2 separate regions of the Homo sapiens genome follow, and region 2 is linked to region 1. A link is a contact called in ENCODE Hi-C or POLR2A ChIA-PET data. All regions are on one chromosome and are shown on one strand. The core of a region is the stretch at or near the end of the contact, and the rest is flanking DNA. Distances in the headings are between cores, read along the strand shown.

Region 1 (5,356 bases), core at 809-3,308:
GCTTGAACCCAGGAGGTGGAGGCTTCAGTGAGCCAAGATCTCACCACTGCACTCCAGCCTGGGCCACAGAGCGAGACTATCTTAAAAAAAAAAAAAAAAGGCTAGGTATAGTGGCTCAACCCTGTAATCCCAGCAGCTTGGGAGGCCAAGGTGGGTGGATCACAAGGTCAGGAGTTTGAGATCAGCGTGGCCTACATGGTGAAACCCCATCTCTACTAAAAATACAATAATTAGCCAGGCACGGTGGCTCATGTCTGTAATCCCAGCACTTTGGGAGGCTAAGGCGGGTGGATCACCTGAGGTCAGAAGTTCGAGACCAGCCTGACCAACATGGAGAAACCCCATCTCTACTAAAAATACAAAATTAGCCAGGTGTGGTGGTACATGCCTGTAATCCTAGCTACTAGGGAGGCTGAGGCAGGAGAATCACTTGAACCTGGGAGGCAGAGGTTGCGGTGAGCCGAGATCGCGCCATTGCACTCCAGCCTGGGCAACAAGAGTGAAACTCCATCTCAAAAAAAAAAAAAAAGGTACAATAATTAGCTGGGCGTGGTGGTGGGTGCCTATAATCCCAGCTACCCAGGAGGCTGAGGCAGGAGAATTGCTTGAACCCGAGAGGCAGAAGTTGCAGTGAGCCGAGATTGTGCCATTGCACTCCAGTCTGGGCAACAAGAGCGAAACTCAATCACACACACAAAAAAGTATTAGGGACCTAAAGAGCTTTTGTTTATGTGGATATCTATTGATATTTACCATAGTAGATATTAAAACAAATCCTTATTTATTTATTTTTTAATTTTTTTTTTTTTGAGTCAGAGTCTTGCTCTGTCACCCAGGCTGGAGAGCAGTGGCGCGATCTCCGCTCACTGCAAGCTCCACCTCCTGGGTTCACCCCATTCTCCTGCCTCAGCCTCCCGAGTAGCTGGGACTACAGGCGCCCGCCACCGTGCCCGGCTAATTTTTTTGTATTTTTAGTTGAGACGGGGTTTCACCATGTTAGCTAGGATGGTCTCGATCTCCTGATCTCGTGATCCGCCCATCTCAGCCTCCCAAAGTGCTGGGATTACAGGCGTGAGCCACCGCGCCCAGCCACAAATCCTTATTTATTTATTTATTTATTTATTTTTTTTTTTTTTTTTTTTTTTTGAGACGGAGTCTCGCTCTGTCGCCCAGGCCGGACTGCGGACTGCAGTGGCGCAATCTCGGCTCACTGCAAGCTCCGCTTCCCGGGTTCACGCCATTCTCCTGCCTCAGCCTCCTGAGTAGCTGGGACTACAGGCGCCCGCCACCGCGCCCGGCTAATTTTTTGTATTTTTAGTAGAGACGGGGTTTCACCTTGTTAGCCAGGATGGTCTCGATCTCCTGACCTCATGATCCACCCGCCTCGGCCTCCCAAAGTGCTGGGATTATAGGCGTGAGCCACCGTGCCCGGCCCGACAAATCCTTATTTATTAACTCATGTAAGATAACAATAATAAGCCTATTACATGTTAATAATTGTTGACTGCTTTATCAAGAACATTCTTATGTGAAACCAGCCTTTTCAGTGTGCAGTGGTGAAGAATGCATGCAATACTAATTGGGTGCCACTGCCTTGATTTATGTAAAGCCACAGCAGTTTTACCCCCATTGCTTTTGCACTTCGATGCAATGTGTCAACTCTGTCAAAAAGGCAAATAACGTATTAGAATTATTATGAAAATCGTTTGACCTCATCTATGCCCTGAAAAAATATTTGGGACTCCCAGGATTTGCGGACCACACCTTGAGAACTGTTATGTTACTCAATGGCTGGCATACAGTAGGAATCAGATAATTAGTATGGACTGAATGGAGAGGCCTGGGAGCTGGGGAGGAAGTGGGGGTCGGGTGGGAACATATGGATGCCTTTCAACCCAGGTGAAATTTGGGGATTGTCCACGTGCTCCTCCATTCCCCATGTCAGTGTAGACAAATGTTGAGTCATAGTTTGCAAAATGCCTCTCAGCTGGGCCAGGAGCCCTGGTTTCCCTGCTGGACCCACCCCTCACCCCTCCTTCCCAGGCAGGCAGGCAGGCAGGAATGCGGGGGAGAGGTGGCTGCAGCTCCACCGCCCTCATGGGGGAGGAAAGTGCCAGACATTTCTTCAGGACCATCCATCAAGTGCAGGCAGGCCTCTCCCCTGACCTCCCAGGCCTCTTCCTGGAGTCCACCCTGTGGGACCTGGACGTAGGGTGGCCACTGGGAGCTTGGAGGTCTGGCGTGGCACTGCTCCCTGGTACACGGCTGGCAGTTTGGGATAAAGAAAGGATAAATTGCTCCCCTCCTGTCCAGTGACTCTTGTTTTGTGCTTCCCGCCCACCCTTTTTGGCACCAGTCAGGCTCAATTTATCGGGAGAGGGAGCAGACATGGTCCAGTCCTCTCACCAGCCAAGCCGGGGATGAACAGCACTGGGAAGGCCTAACCAAGAGTGGTTGTCCTGTCAACCACAGCTACTGAACTTCCTGATGGGCCCCGGTGGCCCTGTAGCCTCCCATGCCCCAGTTCCTCCCCACAAGGGGAGCAGACAGCCCCTGAAGAGACTGGCTATGATAAAGAGAGCTGTGAGGCCTAGGAAGTTAGATCAGGGTGGAGCTGGGACAGCTACGGGGACTTGGGCTCTGGGGAGAGGAGCCTTAAATGAGGTGGGGAAGAGGGGCAGGGAGTGGACGACTGAGGAGCTCCAGAAGCACAATTCTAGGAAATTGCCGGTCAGATCCTTCCGAGGCAGCCTGGCTCCACTGCGGGCACCGGGAGGGGAAGGGGCTGTGCGGCGGAGGTGAGGAGGGGCCTAAGGAGTCGATGATTTCAGCGGCCCGAGAACTTTCACTGGAACTAAGGAGATTTCCTTCCGGAGGAAGGCCCCTGAAGCCAGGAAGAACTGGGAAAGCCATTCCTAAGGGGGCACCAGGAGGGTAGCAATAAAGCCCTCCCCACAGGCCGGGGAGACCGTCTTGTGCCAGGAACCTCCGCCCACATGGGAGGGGCAGTCTAGCCTCTCAGTTTCCCGGGCTGTCCCGCCTAGTACGTTTGGGAGGGGTGAGGGCCACAGGGTTTCCCCAGAGTATGGTAAGAATAACAATAATAATTGGCATTCGATTGTGCCTTGCAGTTGACAAAGGCTTTCACATACATTATCTCATCAGCCCACGTAACGCCCCTGGAAGAGTGGGGCGGGCTGAGAAGGCAGCTCAGCAGGCGGGTGGAAGGGCCAGCTGGAGGCTGTGCAGAGGGAACCCCCGCCCAGCCAGCCCCGAACAAGGCCACGGCCTGGAACAAAAATGGAGCTGACAGAAACAGACAAATAACCTCCTCCCTCACCCGCTCTTTTCTCTACGTCAAAGGGTTTGAGTCATTTATCACAGCAGTATATTTAGTAATAATTATTTTTAAAAAAGATTTATACCTTTCAGGACAGATCCGTGGAATCTAATTAAGCAGAGCCCAGTTTTGCAGACTGAAAGTCAATTTTTTAATTAAATTGCAGGAGCTATAAAAATAAATAAATTAACCATTTAAAAAAAAAAAAAGAATGCGGTCCAGGAAGATTTAATCTCTTTGGGTTGGAACGCAAGTAAGATTCCAGGCGAGGTGTTTACCACCAAGATGAAGGGTCGGGATGCGGATGAATTTGGTGTTGCACAAAGACAGGAGAGGACGCTCTGGAGGAAGATGAGACCACGTCCCATGCCTGCTCCCAGACTGCATTCTACCAGGAACAGGGGAGGTGGTGGCAAAAACCTGCTTGACTGTACCTCAAACCATGGTTAGAGAAGCAGTGAGAGAGTCCAGATAGGAAAAGACCCCAGCCATCCACTTCCATACCACATACACTGGCACCAGTGAGTCAGAGGATAGGCTGGTTGCCCTTTAAGAACCTTTCCAAAGGGAAGATTCCATAATCAGGCATATCTGCTCATGACAGTGGCACCCTGTCTGAACTTGATGCAATCATCCCAGTATGACTATCTGTCTTTGGCTTCCAAATGTGGACTACATATGGTATGCCTTGGCTATTGCATGTCCAATGATCAGGTCAGCCCACTAAACTTCAGGCAGGGAAAAACTAGGCCAAAATACCATGCAGATCTCAGTGTTCAAAACTGGCACAATTACACTCCTCTATCAAATGAGAGGCAGTGCAAAGTTGGGTAAGAGGCTGGACTCTGGAGATAGCCTGCCTGGATTTAGATCCCAGCTCTGTCACTCATAATCAATGTAACCTTATGCAAACTACTCAGCTTCTCTCTGCCCTGAGTTTTCTATTCTGTAACTCAGGAATGATCTTAAAACCTACTTCATAGGTTTGTTTTGAGAATTACATGACTTAATAATTCCTGTTACATGCTCAGAACACTGGCAGGTAATAACAATTAGGTAAGTGTTTGTTGGTATGATTAAGAGTCAACAGTATACAAATCATAACGCTAGATTTTTTTTTTTTAATTGAGACAGAGTTTCACTTTGTCTCCTAGGCTGAGCAAGAGTGCAGTGGAGCAATTATAGCTCACTGCAACCTGGAACTCCTGGGGTGAAGTGATCCACCTACCTCAGCCTCCCGAGCAGCTAGGCCTACAGGAGCACACCACCCCCACCAGCTAATTCTTTTTTTTCTGTTTTGGAGATGAAGTCTCACTCCGTCGCCCACGCTGGAGTGCAATGGCATTATCTCAGCTCACTGCAGCCTCCACCTTCCAAGTTCAAGTGATTCTCCTGCCTCAGCCTCGCTGGGATTACAGGTGCCTGCCACCAAGCCTGGCTACTTTTTGTATTTTTAATTAATTAGTTTATTATTATTATTATTATTATTGAGATGGAGTCTCGCTCTGTCGCCCAGGCTGGAGTGCAGTGGCGTTACCTCTGCTCACTGCAACCTCTGCCTCCCGGGTTCAAGCGATTCTCCTGTCTCAGCCTCCTGAGTAGCTGGGATTACAGGTGTGTGATACCATGACTGGCTAATTTTTGTATTTTTAGTAGAGACAGGGATTCACCATGTTGGTCAGGCTGGTCTCGAGCTCCTGACCTCGTGATCTGCCCACCTCAGCCTCCCAGAGTGCTGGGATTACAGGCGTGAGCTGCCATGCCTGGCCTAATTTTTATATTTTTAGTAGAGATGGGGTTTTGCCATGTTGGCTAGGCTGGTCTGACCTCAGGTGATCCACCTGCCTTGGCCTCCCAAAGTGCTAGAATTACAGGCATGAGCCACCATGCCTGGCCCCCAGCTAATTTTTAAAAATTTTTAGTAGGGACAAAGTTTCACTATGATGCCAAGGGTGGACTCAAACTCCTGGCCTCAAGTGATCTTCTTGCCTTGGCCTCCCAAAGTACTGGGATTAC
Region 2 (5,356 bases), core at 2,857-5,356, 52 kb after region 1:
ATATGATTATTATTTTTGATGCCATCCTTGCTACTGGTCTTCAGAGGTTGTGGGAAGCTACCTGCCTAGTTTCTACTCTTTCTGATGAGATCCTGACGGGATAGAACTCAGCAGGCTAAGGAAGTTGCTAATGAGGCCCCCTAAGGTATTCCTCCAGGAGTCTGGTCTCACAATAGAGACAGAGTGAAAAAAAAAAAAAAACTAAGGGGGGAAGGGAAGCAATAATCTCACAGAAGAAATTAGCATGCCCTCCCTTACCTCCCCCAGGATTTGGTATGCTAAAGCACCTTTCCTTTTTCAATAAGTGGCAGAAGGAAAGGGCATCACAGAGAAAAGAATAAAGATATTTAGTTCAGCTGGGTATGGTTGCTCATGCCTGTAATTCCAGCTACTGAGGAGGCCGAGGTGGGAGAATCACTTGAGGCCAAGAGTTTCAGCCTAGGGAACATAGTGAGACCTTGTCTCTAGAAAAAACTGTTTTAAAAATTATCTGGGCGTGGTGGTGCATGCCTGTAGTACCAGCTACGCAGAAGTTCGAAGCTGCAATGAGCTATGATCATGCCACTGCACTCCAGCCCAGGCAACAAAGTAAGACCCCAAGTATAAAAAAACTAAAAATTCAAAAAAATATCAGTTTTGGTTCTGTCCTTAACTGTCTAGGGCCCTGCCCTGGATCTTCTTCCCTTACTACTCCCTTTGCTGTATCTGACTGGGTCAGTACTGGTCTAAAAACCTCTTTGGGATCCTTTTTGGCTTGTTCAACCAAACCCATTTTGCAGTGACCTTTTACTGACTGGCAGGTGAAAAGCAGATGGCCTCCACCTGGTTTTGCTCAGCCTGTGGCATCAAACAGTATGACACTTCCTAAGATGGGAAGTGGGGGGGACAGGGATAGTACTAGGAGCCTTGCCCAGCAGGCTTTTCTCTCCCCTGCCCCCGAGACAGAGTTTCGCTCCGTCGCCCAGGCTAGACCCAGGCTAGAGTGCAGTGGCGCGATCTCCGCTCACTGCAAACTCCGCCTCCCGGGCTCACACCATTCTCCTGCCTCAGCCTCCCGAGCAGCAGGGACTACAGGTGCCCGCCACCGTGCCCGGCTAATTTTTTTGTATTTTTAGTAGAGACGGGGTTTCACCGTGTTAGCCAGGATGGTCTCGATCTCCTGACCTCGTGATCCACCCGCCTTGGCCTCCCAAAGTGCTGGGATTACAGGCGTGAGCCACTGCACCTGGCTGCCCAGCAGGCTTTTCTGCCTCATTAAAGGATAACCAGTACCTTTTCCCCACTCTGTGTGACAGAACAAGGGATAGGTTGGGAATGCAGGACCCCTGTGGAAAGAAAGTGTCCAGAATGAAAAGTATTTCATTGCTACTCGGTGTCTTATTGGTGTTATTTAAGTTTAAGGGATTAGAGGGCAAGGGGTCCACTGTGGGTGGGGTGAGGACCTTATCCTCAGCTTGCTGGCTGATCACAAACTTTACTTCTCACAGTGTTACCGGGACTTAGCTCTGGTGAGTCGTGATGGCATGAATATTGTCCTGAATAAAATCAACCAGATACTTATGGAGAAGTACCTGAAGCTGCAGGATACCTGCCGTACTCAGGTAAGGCCAGAAAGAAAAGACAAGATCCAGCTCAAAGAGAGAGGATGGATCTTCTCTCTGTCAGGAACGGGAAAGAGGAATCAGGGCTAACACACCCCTATCATTGTGTGTCTAAATTGTAATGTGCTCCTTTCAGTTGTAATTGAATTAGCTCCCTTCTCAAACTCACAGTTCCTGCTCTTCATCTGTTTTTCCCTCTTTCCTTTAGTTGGTGTGGTTGGTACGGGAACTGGTGAAGAGTGGGGTTCTGGGAGCCGATGGTGTTTGTATGACGTTTATGAAGCAGATTGCAGGTGAGTTTGATGGCAGGAGCATAAAGAAGAAAGGAGGAGAGCCCAGAGACTACATAGAGACAATGGAGAATGATTAAGTGCCAAAGGGATGGAATTCTTGGATTGCTTAGACTGTTTCCTTCTGATACAGACATCTTCTGGCCACATATGTTGTAGAAATAAATTGATTGAAAAATCATGGGGGGCCTTTTAAAGCAGTAAGTCTTGCCTCATTTTCTTTCCTGCTAAACCCAGGGCTTGACAGAATATTTGGCCTATTTTAGCCAGTCTTCACTCTGAGATTTTATAGCATTTCAGAGCAGGAAGAAATGGGGAGAGAAGTGAGGGCAATTAATTTGTTCTCAAGTCCCTGTGCTTTCAGAAACCTAGACATCTTCCCTGGCTCCACCCCCATTATCTGAACGCTTGCTCCCTAATAATTAAGCCCTTTACTGGGGCCAGAATGAGGGACAAACTATGTCACAGAACAGACCCTGACATTTAGGTTTTATTCTCATCTTGGCATCGGTGACATCTGTCTGAGCTATCGCATATTCAAGCGGCTACTCCCAAGATTGCATGTGTTTGTTTAAAAGTGACCTGCTACTACCTCACCATTAGCCCACTGGGACTTGCTTCCTCTTTAAAATTTTATGTAACACTGATGCTCCTGTTTTGATGTGTATGAACCTTAATCTATGTGATATGTGACTTTGTGAACATTGAATTTTTTAATTGAGACCTGGGGCAAGGCATAGTTGTAGCTATTTTTATCCTCTTTCCTGGCACTTCTTCCCTGTTTGGCACTTCCAGCCCCTGCTTCTTATCCCAAGACTGGTATGGCATTGCTGTGTGTTAATTCTGCCCCACAGAGTTTCATAGCAAGCACTAAAGACTGTTACCTGGAAATAAGAAACTCTTGGCCTGTTGGGGGCCTCAGTGCAGGACTCAGGACATCCAGTTGCTAGACTGCAGCTGTTGTCAGCCACCTGTACTTCTCAGGCTCTATCTGAGATATCATCCTTTCTTTCCAACTGTGGGCTTCTTATATCTACTTCTCAGACGTTCATTTTCAAGGGCCAAAATGTTCCCACTCCAACTCACAATCTGTGGGAAAGTAGCAGCTCTGGTTTCTAGAAAAATTCAGAACCTTCCCTTTCCTTCTTTCTGGAGGCAAAGGGTGAAACTTTAAAGCCTGACAGAACAGAAGGCAGTTTATCTCAGCAGTGAAGGGATGGCAGTAATGGGATGGCAGTCAGGGTGGACCAGCAGAATGGGTGAAGAGATGTATTGGATTGGCTGACTTGCTAATCGGAGCTATTCTTTTTTTCCCCTTTTGAAATCAGGTGGAGATGTTACAGCCAAAAATATCTGGTTGGCAGAAAGTGTTCTGGATATCCTGACAGAGCAAAGGTAGCATCCACCACGAAGGGTGGGGTACAGGCCAGATAATGGCCATTAGGAGTGTGGGTGTGGGAAATGGGGATGAAAGGATTGTGTGGCCCAAGAACACCTTAAGTTAGAGAGGGGGAGGCAAGGAGAGGGAGAGACAAGTGTATTGTTGGCAAGTGAAGAAATTAATGCCCAAGGAATGAAGGAATGGGAAAGAGGTCTTTGCCAAAATATCGCATAGCCCAGAAAAACTGGCTTCATCTGATAAGGGTTTATTTTTGATCCAGACCTCCTTGGAATGTTTATCTTAGGGGGAAGTTGGGGAGGAATGAGCTCAGTAGAATTGGGCCAGCCAAACACCCACGCCTGGCAGGTATCCTTTTCTCCCCTGCAAGCTTCTCCATCCAACCCCTGCTCTTTTTGAAGTGGCACAGGGGGCAGTTGGGGTGGAGCAGGTAATAGAGATTAGTGAATCCTGCTGGAGTTTGCATATAGGGTTTGGAGGTTCCAGTGGTAGAGGGTGCATCAGGGGGTACATATTGGGCTTTCTGGCTGATTCTTTCCCTTATCCATCAAAATAAAGGGCCAGAAATTTTATGAGGGCTATTCCACATCTGAACTTGTTTGGAGGTGAGGCTTTCCCCTTGGTTTCAGTCTTCCTCTTGCTTGACTTCTAAGTCTCTTTTCTGATTGAGGACACCATAGTAGTCAAATGATTGAGAGGGCTAATAGTGTCCATACTATCTGTAGTTCAGAAGAATGGACCTCCTCCCAACGTTCACACTTGTGAAAGAGATGGCTGTGTGCTGTGCTCTGCCCAGGTCTGAGAGCCCTGCCCTGTCTGCTGTGCAGTGCCACCTAGTGCTCTGGGCACGGATGTGCAGCCACATCTGGGCCTGGAGCCACTTCTGTTATTGGTGTCATTGCACTAGCACGTGAGATCCTAACAGTCTCTTCTTACCAGATAGGTCTTTGTTCCTTTTTACTGTCCTGGGTCAGGGGGCCTTTCAACTCTTTCTTTCTCTTTATTATGCCATTCCAGGATTCAGGTAATTTCGTTACCTTTGCTAGCAATCTTTCTAAAAAGTGATTTTTCTTATTTTATTCGTGGTACCAAATACGTCCTGTCCCCATACCTTAAAGCTGAATTTCCTGTACAGGCATCAGATAACAGCCAGATAACTGCCCTGTTTTCTACCCTCCAAAAAACTTACATCTTTTGGTGAAAGTCAATACCTAGAAATTTAAAACTGTGTCCTCTCCTACACCCTCCTTCTCACTCCCTTCCAAATGTTTCTAGGGCTGTGGAGTTAAAAGGTAGCAGGTAGGGGAGGAAACGTTCCCCAGTAACCTTGGCTAGTGTATCCATTCTGTGAAAAGAAAAGGCCACAGAGTCTTTTAATTAGGTGGCTTGAGTAGTTTTCCGGAATCAGGATGTGGCCTGCTTGGACTAATTAAACACCATCTCATCTTCCTGCAGTTCCCTGCCTTCCAACAGGGGGGCCAAAGCCATTACAAATTGTTTGCTGGGAGGAGACAGCGTCTCAATTTTGTCACTTAGAGACAGGATTAGAGTTTTAGGAATATCCCCACTGTGTCTTTCTCTCTACTCCTTTTAAAGCAACTGGGAACAAATCTTTCATTACCCCCTTTTCCCTCAGGGATATTCTGAAACTCATGGGAAAAGGAGTTTGCCACCCAAAATCGGGTTCTTTTTTTCAGGTTGTGATTTAGGACAGGTGACTCATTGTGTGGGAGTGGGGACTCGTTGTGTATCAGTGACTAGATAGAGCCAGGGAAAGGTTTGTGGCATGGTGAGCTGCTAATGATAAGCAGACTGAGCTAGCACAGTATGTTCTCAAAACTCCAGGTCCTGAAAGGGTCTTGGCAGTCCCCACATGTTCTTGCACCACACTTAAGAACCACTGACTTAGGGACACTTACCCAGCTTTTCCCCATAGTCTGACCTGGGTAGATACTGTGGTTAATTCTGTCCCTAGTACCTCACATGTTGCTTGGCACATGATAGGCACTCAGTAAATGTTTGAATGAATGAGTCAACAAAGAGAGTTATTTTCTTGGAAGCTAAGT

The links. A loop is a pair of places that touch in the nucleus more often than their neighbours do. ChIA-PET counts read pairs that join two places held with the same protein, here RNA polymerase II (POLR2A). Pooled maps may share reads with other maps.
Region 2: a loop to region 1 is called in a map of ascending aorta, with 6 times the contacts of the local background. The contact joins two enhancer-like sites. A Hi-C loop is called at or near these places in 35 of 168 maps with a recorded cell type or tissue (G401, K562, Ramos and 25 more) and 10 of 50 pooled maps. POLR2A ChIA-PET finds 5 or more read pairs at or near these places in 18 of 52 experiments (A673, CD4-positive, alpha-beta T cell, GM12878 and 13 more).

The regions. Positions count from the first base shown.
Region 1 is chr1:153,695,342-153,700,697 of GRCh38, forward strand. It overlaps the pseudogene GEMIN2P1. Among named protein-coding and RNA genes, the nearest start is that of MIR8083, 8.2 kb to the left of the region's middle. Within about 2 kb of position 2,059, at least 22 of the 41 ENCODE cell types and tissues checked have a DNase peak (open chromatin) inside an H3K27ac peak, as active enhancers do; they include ascending aorta, heart right ventricle, testis and 1 more, where a contact is called at or near this core.
Region 2 is chr1:153,745,470-153,750,825 of GRCh38, forward strand. INTS3 (integrator complex subunit 3) reads left to right here. Exons shown (of 30, transcript NM_023015.5): 4 at 1,488-1,601; 5 at 1,810-1,894; 6 at 3,220-3,286. Among named protein-coding and RNA genes, the nearest start is that of INTS3, 20 kb to the left of the region's middle. RefSeq lists enhancers at 1-45, 46-785. Within about 2 kb of position 4,107, at least 13 of the 41 ENCODE cell types and tissues checked have a DNase peak (open chromatin) inside an H3K27ac peak, as active enhancers do; they include ascending aorta, heart right ventricle, testis and 1 more, where a contact is called at or near this core.